Regions from separate parts of the Homo sapiens genome. Here region 2 is linked to region 1. The links are chromatin contacts, found by Hi-C or POLR2A ChIA-PET in ENCODE. All regions are on one chromosome and are shown on one strand. Each heading gives the region's core, a stretch centred on a gene start or an enhancer-like site at or near the end of the contact. The rest is flanking DNA. Distances are from core to core; before and after follow the strand shown. Region 1 overlaps LDB3 (LIM domain binding 3). Region 2 holds the start of LDB3 (LIM domain binding 3).

Region 1 (6,062 bases), core at 3,302-5,801:
GTAGGCAGGGGCAGGGGAGGGGGTGTAGGGAGTGGGACTGTAATTGGCCCCTGGGGACGGGCTGTAGGTAGATGCAGGCACTGCAAAAGCCAAAAAAAACCCAAAGAAAGGTGTGTCAGGAATTCATTCTTCCCAGTTCCCCTCACTCCTAGCCAGAGAAATGCAAAAGGTGACTTTAACATTAGAGCAGTACAATTTCAGTTTTTTTGGGAGACTTGTTCCTGAACTTCTTGATGGCCCAGATTTGAATTCTCAGCAGGGTGTTCACAGAGCTAGGGAGCAAGCACAGCAGAACCCTCGACAGGGCTGGAAAAGGGACATGGCTATAAATATTTGCAGCTGTGCAGGGTGGGGCTCCGCCAGGCCTTGACTGCCCAAGGCCTGCATAAGACGCAGAGTGGGGGTGGGGGTACCTGGGCGGGGAGAGGTGGGAGTGGGTCACCTCGCCTTTGACTGCAAGATGCTTTCAGTTGCACTCTGACCAGTGATTTGACATCTGAAATACCTCCCTTGGCATAAGTTTGCTGAACCTGGACCTAGGTCAGCCCTCAGGACAAAACAGGTGACCTGGTAGCTGGGTTTTCAGGTTCAGGTTTCAGGTTTAGCTACAATTACTTTCTTGAAAAACAGCTTGGCTTGATTTGTATTGGGGGGCAATTCCGTCTTGGTTTGATTAGGGTGGGGGATCTTGAAGGAGTCATTCAGAGGGTGCTGGGCAGAGACTCTAGGGTGACACAGCCTAGAAGTAGCTGCTCACTTGGCCCGTGGCTGCCTTGGGGGACCCCTGTACTCCCACATCGCTTTGGTGGAAGCTGAGAGTGTGTCTGAGTGACTGTCTAAAGATTGCCCAGGCAGTCAGAGCACAGGGAAGAGAATGCACCACCTCACTTCTATCACCCCCTCCTCCAGCTCCCTGAGAGCAGAAAAACGTTTTGGGCTCACAGCACAGAAAAAGCATTGCCACTGCTTACCCACAGCCCTCTCCCGCCTGGGCCCTCAACACCTAGCCAGGGCAGACCCAGCTGCACCCTGCAGGCAAGGTCCAGCTGGCTTCCTCTTCCAGTGAGTGAGGTTCCAGAAGCCTCACCACATTTCAGTCTGCTCCTCAGCAAAGAGGCCTCATTCCCCCAACCCTAGGAAGCATGTCAGCACAGCCTCCCTCCCCATTCCTGAGCTCAGTATGGGCAGGATGGACTGCATTGAGGCAGTCCCTGCACCCACACCCCGCCTCTGCCCCCCACCCCATACTCCAGCCTCAACCTGGAGAGGAAGGTTTTCCTTAGGGCCTAAGACCCTGGCCCCATCTCCAGTCTCTCTTTCCCACCTGGTTCCCCTGGACCGCCTGGGGCAGCCTGTGGCTCCCACTCTGCACCTTCCACTCCCAGGTGACCCACCCTTCAGAGCTGGGTGAGCTGGAAATCCCTGTGCTGGGGGTGAGTAGGGACCAGGTAGATAGGATCCATCCATGTTGTTGAAGGAAGAAGAGATAAAACCCTCCACAGCCCTGCCCTGGAGCCATCCTGCCAGTGAGGCCTTCAAAAGATAATACCGGTTGGGCATGGTGGCTCACGCCTGTAATCCCAGCACTTTGGGAGGCTGAGGTGGGCAGATCATGAGGTCAGGAGATCGAGACCATCCTGGCTAATGTGGTGAAACCCCATCTCTACTAAAAAAATACAAAAAATTAGCTGGGTGTGGTGGCGGGTGCCTGTAGTCCCAGCTACTCAGGAGGCTGAGGCAGGAGAATGGCGTGAACCCAGGAGGCGGAGCTTGCAGTGACCCGAGATCGTACCACTGCACTCCAGCCTGGGCAACAGAGCAAGACTCCATCTCAAAAAAAAAAAAAAAAAAAAGATAATACCTTCTCCATAAGGAATCTTCCTCCCCTTTAGGGGTAACGAGGCACATAGCATCTGTCATCTGAATCGGTCTTCACATTATTCCCTCTTTACACTTGAGGTCACTGAGGCTCAGACAGAGCTAGTAAGTGGGAATACATCTCCAAATCCATTCATTCTATCATCCCAAGCTGCCTCTGTAAAGAATATGAGTCCAATTTCTAGAAAATCTCAGTGCAACATGTCAGGGAGGAGTCATTTTCAACATGAAGGAGACCCCCTGCTGTGGAGTCTTGATAGCATAGCCAAGAGCCCTGGCTGCAGGATCCAGCTCTACTACCTCCTGGTTTTGTGTCCTTGGGCAAGTTCCTTAACCTCTCTGGGCCTCAATTTCTTCATCTAAAACTGGCAATACTGATTCTTAGTATCTCACAAGGTTATTATGAGGATTAAGGGAAGGTAAGAAATATAAAGAGCGTAGCCTAGTACCTGGCATAGTGTGTCACTAAATGTGAGTGAGGATGGCAAGGATGGGGGCAACCTGGGTGTCAGGGTCAGATGTACTGTCAGCCTGTCTCATGGCCTGCTGCTCACCTAGGGAAGCCCAGCCCAGTTAGACTGGTAGCGCCTAGGGTTGGGGGAGAGGAGGGAAGGGAAATGGAACATCCTGAAGTCAGATAACCTGAGACTGAGGTCTATTCAGTGGTGGTGGAATGCCTGACACCCTGCCTGCCCCACAGGGCATGCTGGGGACCTGCTGGGGTGACATAGTGAATGGATTTTGTAAATGTGTACAGCCCAAATTTGAGGTATTGTCACCCTCCCTAACAACTTTGCAGAGAATATCAAAATGCTGGGGGAAGAAGTGATTCCAGGAACACCACCAGGGACAGAGAGCAGGGAGAGGTGATCTAGCACAACTTCAGAGCAGCTTCATCCCTCTGTTATATATAAGGGGGTTCTGTGCAACATTTTCTTTCCTTTCTTTGTGAAGTGCAATTCTCTGCTAAAAAAGATTAAGATTGGCTGGGCGCGGTGGCTCACGCCTGTAATCCCAGCACTTTGGAAGACTGAGGCCGGTGGATCACTTGAGGTTAGGAGTTCGAGATCAGCCTGGCCAACATGGTGAAACCCCGTCTCTACTAAAACTTCTAGTAGCCGGGCATGGTGGTGGGCGCCTTGTAAACCCAGCTACTCGGGAGGCTAAGGCAGGAGAATCTCTTGAACCCGGGAGGTGGAGGTTGCAGTGAGTCGAAGTCGTGCCATTGTACTCCAGCCTGGGCAACAAAAGAGAAACTCCATCTCAAAAAATAAAAAGATTAAGACCAGAAGCCCTAATCCTGCGGTGTCCAATACATAGTGCTACGTGGCCGATGAGCAGCTGAAATGTGGCTAGTCCGACCAAGAAGTGCCGTTAGTGTAAAACACACACCAGATTTTGAAGGCACATTAATAATTATTTTATATTGATTATATGTTGAAATTATATATATATATATATATTTTTGAGACGGAGCCTTGCTCTGTCGCCCAAGTTGGAGTGCAGTGGCGCAATCTCGGCTTCACAGCCACCTCTGCCTCCTGGGTTCAAGTGATTCTCCTGCCATAGCCTCCCGAGTAGCTGGGACTACAGGCGCCCGCCACCACGCCCGGCTAATTTTTTGTACTTTTTTAGTAGAGACGGGGTTTCACCGTGTTACCCTGGTGGTCTCGATCTTCTGACCTTATGATCCGCCCGCCTCGGCCTCCCAAAGTGCTGGGATTACTGGCGTGAGCCACTGCGTCCGGCCTGATATCTTAAATATATGTAGTCAAAGAAAATATATTAAAATGAATTTAACTTGCTTTCTTTTATTTTTTAAAAATGTGGCTAATAGGAAATTTCTATTGCGTGGTGCTGCCTTCACCAAAATGACTGCTTCCACATGCCAGGCCCTTTACGTGCCTTATTACTCGCTGCAATCCAAGGAGGCAGATAATATTTGCAAGTCCATTTTACAGATGAGGAACTGAGACTTGGAGAGCTTAAATGGCTGCCTCCAAGTCATCCAGCTGGTGAACTGCTTAGCCGAAACGAGCTCAGGCTGCCAGACTCAACAGCAGATGCCCGCTTAGAAACTCCCCAAGCAGCAAAACAGGCTTTAGTACGCCCCCTTTCAAGTAAACAGGGCCCTGGCCCACCTTTCCTGCCTCCCTCCAGCAATACTAACCCTATTCCCCCTGCCTGGCAGTCGCTTCCCTCCATCGGAAGGCCTTACAGACTCCCGGATCCACCTCCTTTTCTTTTCCAGCCCCCACAACACAGAGGTCTCACAGAGGCAGGCTAGAATCTGGACCCCGATTTGACGGCTTCCTTGCTTGGGGCTAACCCACCCAGAGAAGGAACCTCCCCGGCCTCGGTGGCCCGGCCCGGCAGCTCCGTTCCCCCGTCGCAACCCCGACTCCGTCGGGGGGCGAGCAGGCAGTGGCGCTTCGCAGCCCTCAGCTTCTGCATCCTTCAGCCTGGCTCGCCGTCACGCCAGGAGAGACCTGATATCCCATCTCGCAGCCCCGGGGCTGTTGCTATTTTTGCGTGACGGAATTAAGCCAGTCTAAATTAGAAGGTGATATTTCATCTCTAATTGGCAAGTTCAAAAGTCCCCTATCGCACTCGGCGGGCTCGGGGATATGTAATTAAACAAGGTGATTTCTGACTCACGCCGGGCCGGGCCCGGCTCTCCGCAAGCGCCTGGCCGCCGCCCGGCCCGCGGGCCAACGTGACCGTCCCCGGCCCGCGCGCAGGGTCTCCGCGCCGCCGCCGCCCGCCCCCTCCCGGGCCTCAGGTGTTCCGGGGAGCGGCCGCCCACCTCGGGCGCCAGCGATAAGATCCGGCCTGCGAACGCCGCCCTCGGCCCGGAGGAGGCCCCGGGGGGAGCTGCGGCTGCGGCCGCGGCGCTCCGGGTCCCGCGCGGGCTCCCCGCCCTCTCTGACGCCCGGATCCGAAGAGCCTGGAGGGAAGGGGAGCGGAGGGGGGCTCGGGACCACACGCCCCACTTCATACGGGGCCGCCTGCCAGCCGCCCCCGGACTCCGCTTGGCAGCCGGGCCTCCCGGAGAGGGAGGTGGAGGCAGGCCGACTCCAGCGCGCGCCCGCCCGGCCGCCTCTTTCCCCCTAGGCAGGAATGAGTTAATGTCTGCGCGGCCTGGGAACGGCGCGGGGGCCCGCGGCTCCGGCCCGTCTCGCTCGCCTGGGCCCCAGCCCGGGAAGGAGGAGGAAGGAGACGCAGGGCGGGCTGGCCGCGCGCCCCCGGAGCCCTGACGCCGCCTGGCGGGCTGGGCGAAGACAGCCGGAGGCCGCCCCGGAAGGTGCCAGAAGCGCCTCCCCAGGAAGAGACGGAAATGTCCTCCTTGTGCCCCGGCAAGGCCTCGCCTCCACCCGCCGCTTCTCCTCCAACTCCTCTCCAGCCTCCCCTCCCTGTGTTCCCAGTCTCTGCAGGGGCAGCCTCTTCCCACTGCTCCATCTAAGGCTTTTCACTACTGCAAAATGCCACCTCGCCCTGCGGAGTTTTCACCTCAGAACCGTCTATCCTTGCCCCTTCTCTGTAGGGACAGAGAAGGGCACCTCCCGTGTGACAGACGCTGTGCTGGGTGCTTCATTCCATCCCCAGAACACAAGGTGTCCATGAACAGCGCAGCCTGGATGGATGAGGCACTTTGCCTTCGAGAGCAGAGCAGGCCGTGGCACCGGCCTCTGTCTCGGGCAAAAGCCGCTTCGACCGCCCACACTCAGCCCTGCTGTCAGAGCGAGCTTCATGAACCAGCGCCCCGAAGCAAGGCCTGCCCTGACTCAGTGCCTGTCTCATCTCCCTGGGCTCCAGCGGCAGAGAAAACTTCCCTGGGGTTTCTCCCTGCGCCTGGATAGGACCTGCTCCCGAGTCTAGGCTCCTTATGTGCTGTTCTGTACCCCCATGGCTGCGGCCAAATCTCGCACACTGGCATGACACAGAGAAGATGGAGTCTCATTCTGTCGCCCAGGCTGGAGTGCAATGGTGCAGTCTCGGCTCACTGCAACCTCGGCCTCCCGGCGATTCTCCTGCCTCAGCCTCCCGAGTAGCTGGGATTACAGGTGGGTGCCACCACGCCCGGCTAATTTTTGAATCTTTAGTAGAGATGGGGTTTCGCCATGTTGGCCCCGGCGGTCTCAAACTCCCGACCTCAGGCGATCCTCCTGCCCCAGCCTCCCAAA
Region 2 (6,062 bases), core at 3,344-5,843, 43 kb after region 1:
GGCAGAGGTGGAGCCTGGTCCCAAAGGGGTGCCAAAGCTGTGTTTGGGGGTGGGAGGGCTCAGTGTAGAGGAGGGTCTTTGCAGTCAGGGGCAGCCTCTGGATGAGAGGGGACCATGCAGAAAGGGAAGGAGACTCAGGGAATTGGGGAGCTAGCCCCCAGCAGAGCCTGGCCCAGCCTTTCTCAAACAGCCCTGCAGTCCTGACACTGGCTACCCCACAATATCTGTAGGCCCGGAGCCCTGGGGCTGCTTATGCAGCTGCCCTTGCACGGTGTCCTGGCCCAGGGGCCTCCAAGGGTCCAATTCATTCCCCAGGACCCAGCCAGCCTCATGTCCTCTCCTTTTGGATCCCTCACAGAGTTAGATGCAGTTCTGAGCAGCCCGGAGGACCTGGCCTGGGGGACCTCTAAGAATGCATTCCCCAGCTGTGAGCCTCTGAGCCTCTGGCCGTTTATCTTCCCCTGTTGATAGATGTTGCAGGGAGGCCCCTGCCAGCCCCACTGAAGCCCTCGGAGGCTTGCCTGACCTTCAGTGCGGCTATAAACAGCACGGCCTGTCAGCACTGCTAAGAGCTGCCCAAGAAACAGCACTGCGTGCTCCAGCGGCCCCGAAATTCCAGGAATTGCCGGCACAGCTACCCCAGAATAGTCTCAGCCTGTCCCCCTTCCTCTCCCCAGAGACCCTCTGTCCTCAGCATGTTCCCACCACAGCTGGGAGAGTCTGATAAATACTGGAACCGAAACCCACAGAGAAGAGGCCTCTGAGCTGGTGCTCCAGGTGAGCCTGCAGGCGGGGTGGCTGAGACCCTAGGAAGAGAGGGTTTCCAGTAGACAGGCAGGCCCCTCCTGGGCCCAGGCTCAGCCCCCGACTCCACCAGTCTCACAACCAGTCCCAGTAGACAACAGGTGGAAAGTTTTCACAAGTGCCTGTTAGAAAGAGCTCTCACAGGTGTGGAAGGCATCATTTTATTTGTTTATTTATTTATTTATTTTTAAGATGGAGTCTCACTCTGCCCCCAGAATGGAGTGCAGTGGTGCGATCTCAGCTCACTGCAACCTCTGCCTCCTGGGTTCAAGCTGTTCTCCTGCCTCAGCCTCTTGAGTAGCTGGGATCACAAGCATGTACCACCACACCTGGCTAATTTTTGTATTTTTAGTGGAGACAGGGTTTCACCATGTTGGCCAGGCTGGTCTCAAACTCCTGACCTCAAGTGGTCTGCCCCCTCGGCCTCCCAAAGTGCTGGGATTACAGGCATGAGGCACCGCGCCCAGCCTGCTATCCCCATTTTAAGGGTGAGAAAAACTGAGGCCGAGCAGGTAAACAGACTTCTGAGGTGACACAGCTGAGAGCAGCAGAGCCTAACAAAGCATACTCCTCTTCCCCAAGGCGGAGGCATGAGAGGCATGAAGAGGTGAGACCCCAGACCACAGCCCCAGCCTCTGGCCAGCTGCCAGGGCAGAGGCCTTTGGAGCTGCTCCCTCTCTGGGCTGCTCCCCCTTCTCCACTTCCTGGAGAACTGGCTGGGGTGGGGTGAAAGGGCAGCTCATGTTGCAGGCCCAGCCACACCTGTCCAGGATAAATAAAGGCATTTCCCCGCCACCCTCCTTTCCCAGTCTCCCTCTTGAACTCCCTTCTCTGTGGGTCTGCAAGCAGAGACCCTATGAAGGGATGCCTTGAGGGGCTGCTGCTGCCCCAAAGTTGCTGCCATGAGCCCCCGGGAGCCACCACCCAGCCTGCAGGTGGCCTGTGTCCTTCCAGGAGGAGCTGCAGCACACACCTGCAGCTGAGAGGGGACAGACCCTCCCCAGTGCCTCTCTATTAGTCCCAGTTAGAGGGGTGAGCAAGCCAGCATGGGAGTTAGGGGTGACAGGATACAGGAGATCCACCCATGGACATCCCTGTCCTGTGAGCAGACTCGAGCCTCAGTTTGCCAGGCTCTGAAGCGAGGTAACGATCCCAGCCTCGCCTGCCTGCCCACCCCACAGGGTCACACACTCTTGCCTCTGGTGCCCTATGGCACAGGCTCAGGTCCTGGCTGGGGTGGGAGTGGGGTTCCTCCAGAGAGCTCTGGCCATGCCTCCCCCGTAGGGGGATGTCCCTGGTGCAGAAGGGCCCTGCGAGCCCCGGCAGTAAATCCTACAGCCCTGGTGGGATGGCAGGGCTGTGTCCACAAGGCCTGCCCTGCCAGCGGCACTGAACCAGGACACAAGCCCAGGCTATCAGCAGCCTACCACCAAAATTTCTCAAGAGGCTCCGAGCCCTGGGGAAGGCTCCAGTACCCAGTCCAGCCTGCTCCGCGGCTTAGGTGATTTGGGGTATGCCCCTAAAGGAAGCCGAGAGGCCATATCATGCCCATCCCCCGGTGCCCTGCCCGAGCTTCGGGTTCTATTTTTAGAAGTCCCCACAGTCATTGGATCCAGCACATCCCTGCATACCCCCTCCCCAGAGTAAGGACATTCCTCCTGCTATCTAGCTTAAGGCTTCTGGGCTGCCATTTAAGCCCCTGGCTGGCCGGGGCCAGGTGGCACATAGACCCTGGGTGAGGTCATTGGCTATCCTGAGTGCCACTGAGCCCAGTGGCCAATTTGCACCCATAGGGATAGGGCAGGGAGCACCAGCAGGAGGCCTCGAGATGGTGGAGCTGGGGGAGATGTGGGCTCAGTCCCAGGCAGGGGAGGCCACAGGGCCCATGAGAGAGCACACAGAGGCTCCACCTTATACAGGAAGGAGTCCTGCAAGCATGGGGGTGGGGAGCTGTGGGAAAGGGCAGTGGGAAATCCACTGGGGCTCACATGCTCACAGGTCACCACCTCATGCAAAGTGTGCAAGGCTGTGGGTGCCCAGGACCCTGTGGTCTCCAGGGCAGTAGATCTGGAGGGGTGGAATCTCCAGGTTAGAACAAGCCACATCTGCAACTGAAGGATGGAGGTCAGGGCCTGTTCCCTGCACCAGAGCCAGGCCAGCACCCCTCCTGTAAGCATGTGGCCTCTATGGCTATTATAAGGCTCTCACGGCATCCCTGGGTGGGGCTTCTACTTCTGGGGTCCCCTCAAGTACCCGTGGAACAAAAAAAAGATTACTCCTCCACTGGGGGCATTGGCTCCTGACCCGCTGCCCAGGTTCCCTGGCCCCTCTGCCAAGCCCCTTCAGGCCTTGCCCACTTCAGTGCTTCCCCTCCAACCCCTTCCTCCAGCCCCCAGGCCCAAGGCAAGTCCTTAAGGCCCCAGAGAAGAAACTGTCCCCTTGTTCCCCTGGTGGGCAGTAGCCCAGATACCCCTGCCTACCTACCACCCTCCAGTGACAGACTGGGGGCCTCCCCCTCTGGCCTTGTGCCCGGAACAGCACGGTCAGGGGCTCAGCCACCAGGCAGGGTTGTCCTTGCCCTGTATGCCTCACAGTTCGCCCTGAGCCTTGGGGCCTTCAGCCCTGGGTCTACCAGTGCCTTGCTGGGGAGTCTCTTTGTTTGACAGAAACTGACGGAGTGCCTACTACGGTCTGGGGGCTGTTCCCCCATCAGTCCCTGCTCCTGGAGTGCTTCCTCAGGAGCATGGCTAACTTTCTGCCTCTCTGGTGTTGCTGTCTCCAGCCAGGCGGTAGAGTTACTCAGACAACCCCTGATGTTCTGTGTCATCTGCATCAGGCCATGCTGCTCCCCATCACAGACACTGCAGGATAGGGGGCCATCTCACCAGGCCCCAGCACTTGTGGGGAACAAGACCTGAGACAGACAAAGCAGCCATGGTGAATGGGGAGAAGCGCCCAGCCCCATGAGCCAGGGTCTTGGTGTCTCAAGTTTGGGATGGAGCAGGTGCCCAGTACTCAGTCCAGCCCAGCCCCACACTCTGACAGCTGGGCAGCCAAGGTCAACCGTCTGTCTGTCCATCTATCCAACTGCCCATCACCTGCCCTCTCCATGCTGGGAATACTCCCTTCCCAAAGCAGCTGCCCATATCTAGGGAAATGCTCAAGGCTTGGGGGCACCCTGAGCCCACTCTAACAGTAAAGGGATCAGGAAGGTGCTGTACTCTCTGTCCAGCTACCTGCCTGCCTGCCTGCCTGCCTGCCTGAAAACTCAGCATTTTCTTCTCTGCTAAAAACACCTACCACCTGCTCATGATGTCTCACATGCATAACAGGCCGGCGCGCTCCAGTGAGCAAACAGCTGTGGCTGAGACCAGAGGACCAGGCCAGTCCCAGGGGATGGGGCATGCTCTGCTTTCTGAGAGGCTCAGAAAGGACAGACAGACAGACGGACACACATGCCCTCCTCCAAGCGTGCCTGCCCCATCGGGTGCCAGGCTGTGGCAGGGTGCACTCACCCGGGAGATAGTGAGGGGCATGTTGAAGTCCTTGCCCCCCTGCAGACGGAAGCCCCAGGGCCCGGGCCCAGTCAGGGTCACACTGTAAGACATGCTGGTGCTGTCAGCGGCCGCCTCTGCAGACAAAGGGTAGAGAGGGTTGAGTGAGAGGGCACTCAGGCACTCCGCCTGCCCGGTCCACACCTCTGCCCCTGCCCCTGACCCCCAGCCTTGCCTGTTCTGTCCCTTGCTGCCCAGCCGGGCTGCGTGGAGCTCTTGAGAGGCTCCTAAGAATAGCTGGGAGCGAATGCCATCGACACTGATATCTGCCTTCGGCTGCGCCCATAAATGGACTGTAACCCTACACTGTGCCTGCCAGCCTGCCGCCTCCCAGCCGGTCCACCATGACTCACACGGCTAATATAGCCCCTGGGGAGGGGTGTCCGGCACCCAGCACCCCCCAGGGGGGAGGAAGGGGAACTGGCCTGGTTGGTGAGAATGCTCTGGTCTCCTTGCTCCTGTGTCCTCTGGAGAGCGTAGACACTCGCTCTTCCTGCCCAGTGGTACCCATCCTCTTGCTCAGAAGACCAGGGGCTGAGCTCCCTTGGGTAGGGGCTTTGCTGCCGTGTGGTCCCTGGCCAGGATTCTGGGGTTGTGCTTTATCCAGTATGGGGCCCTGGAGGTGCCTTGGCTTGAGCTGAGCCTCCAGCTGGTCTGTGACTGGCCCAGGGTTGTCCAGCCATAAAAACGATCATCATAACAGCAGCTCTGGGCATAGCCAACCTCAGTATGGGCCCTTCACTCCCTGGGATCCTGAGAAGCTGCCACCTGGGCCCGCAGGAGACAAAGCTCAGGGAGGTTAAATGACTTCTCCAAGGTCACACAAGGAGTGGACCCAGGTCACACTGGAGCCTGGGCTGATTCCTACAGAATGCATGCCAGATAATGGGCTCCCAGTAGCCACAGAAGCCTCCCAAAGCCCTGGTCCTGGGCAGCTGGCCCTCTGCCTGCACCCCTTGGCATAGGGTCTGAAAGCAGGTCTGAGGCAGGCCCATCCCCTCCAGACCCTCTGGGGGCCCAGCCAGTTATTCCTGGCTCTCCTGTCTTTGTGCTCTGGAAAACTTGACGGCAGCATGGAAAGCTCCAGCTGCCAGTGCCACACGCCAGGCCCCGTGCCCTTTGCGCAGGAATGGCAGGGGGCAGGGAGAAGGGAGGAGACGCCATTTGCTCAGCTGCTAGACACAGGGCCAGGAGGGGCAGGGAGGGGGAAGCACGTGTGGCATGTTCAGCCTGTACCCCAGAGACAGTGTGTTCTGGATGGGGGCCTCAGCACCTTGGGACTTCTGCCAGTGCGGTCTTTGGGCCAACCCCTTCCCCAAGAAAGACCTCAGGCCCCTATGTGGTCTGGAGATAGATCAAGGCCCACCCTGGCTCCTTGGTTGGAGAAACTGAGGCTCAGGGGAGGCAACTGGGTTGGCTGCTTGCTGGCCCTCTTGGAGGGGTCTGGCTTGGACCCTGAGGAGTCAGTAGAGGCCTGGGTGTGAGTCATTTCTCAGCTTCTAGCCTCACTCCTGGGGCCTGGCACATGCAAGGTACAAGGTAGGATCACCCATATTACGGGGTTGTTTTGTCACTTGCCCAAAGTCACAAAACTATCAAGTGGAAGAAGTCAGGAAAAGACCTGTGTCCTTTTCCCTGCTTAATCACTTCCTTCACCCTATATCATGCAGCCCAGCCCAGGAGGCCAGCAGTCCATGGCCAGCA

Evidence for each region. Hi-C counts contacts between places; a loop is a spot of excess contacts on that map. ChIA-PET counts read pairs that join two places held with the same protein, here RNA polymerase II (POLR2A). Pooled maps may share reads with other maps.
Region 2: a loop to region 1 is called in a map with no recorded cell type, with 4 times the contacts of the local background. The contact joins the promoter of LDB3 here to the enhancer-like site in region 1. A Hi-C loop is called at or near these places in 1 of 168 maps with a recorded cell type or tissue (lower leg skin), 3 of 37 single-sample maps with no recorded cell type and 1 of 50 pooled maps. POLR2A ChIA-PET finds 5 or more read pairs at or near these places in 4 of 52 experiments (A549, H1, Panc1 and 1 more).

The regions. Positions count from the first base shown.
Region 1 is chr10:86,710,345-86,716,406 of GRCh38, reverse strand. LDB3 (LIM domain binding 3) reads right to left here. Exons shown (of 14, transcript NM_007078.3): 10 at 1-80. Among named protein-coding and RNA genes, the nearest start is that of BMPR1A, 43 kb to the left of the region's middle. RefSeq lists enhancers at 3,786-3,835, 4,380-4,999, 5,000-5,619 and a silencer at 4,576-5,265. Within about 2 kb of position 4,551, at least 35 of the 41 ENCODE cell types and tissues checked have a DNase peak (open chromatin) inside an H3K27ac peak, as active enhancers do.
Region 2 is chr10:86,667,042-86,673,103 of GRCh38, reverse strand. It overlaps LDB3 (LIM domain binding 3), which reads right to left and starts at 4,593. Exons shown (of 14, transcript NM_007078.3): 1 at 4,534-4,593; 2 at 4,320-4,435. The coding sequence starts at 4,412. RefSeq lists an enhancer at 4,413-4,462.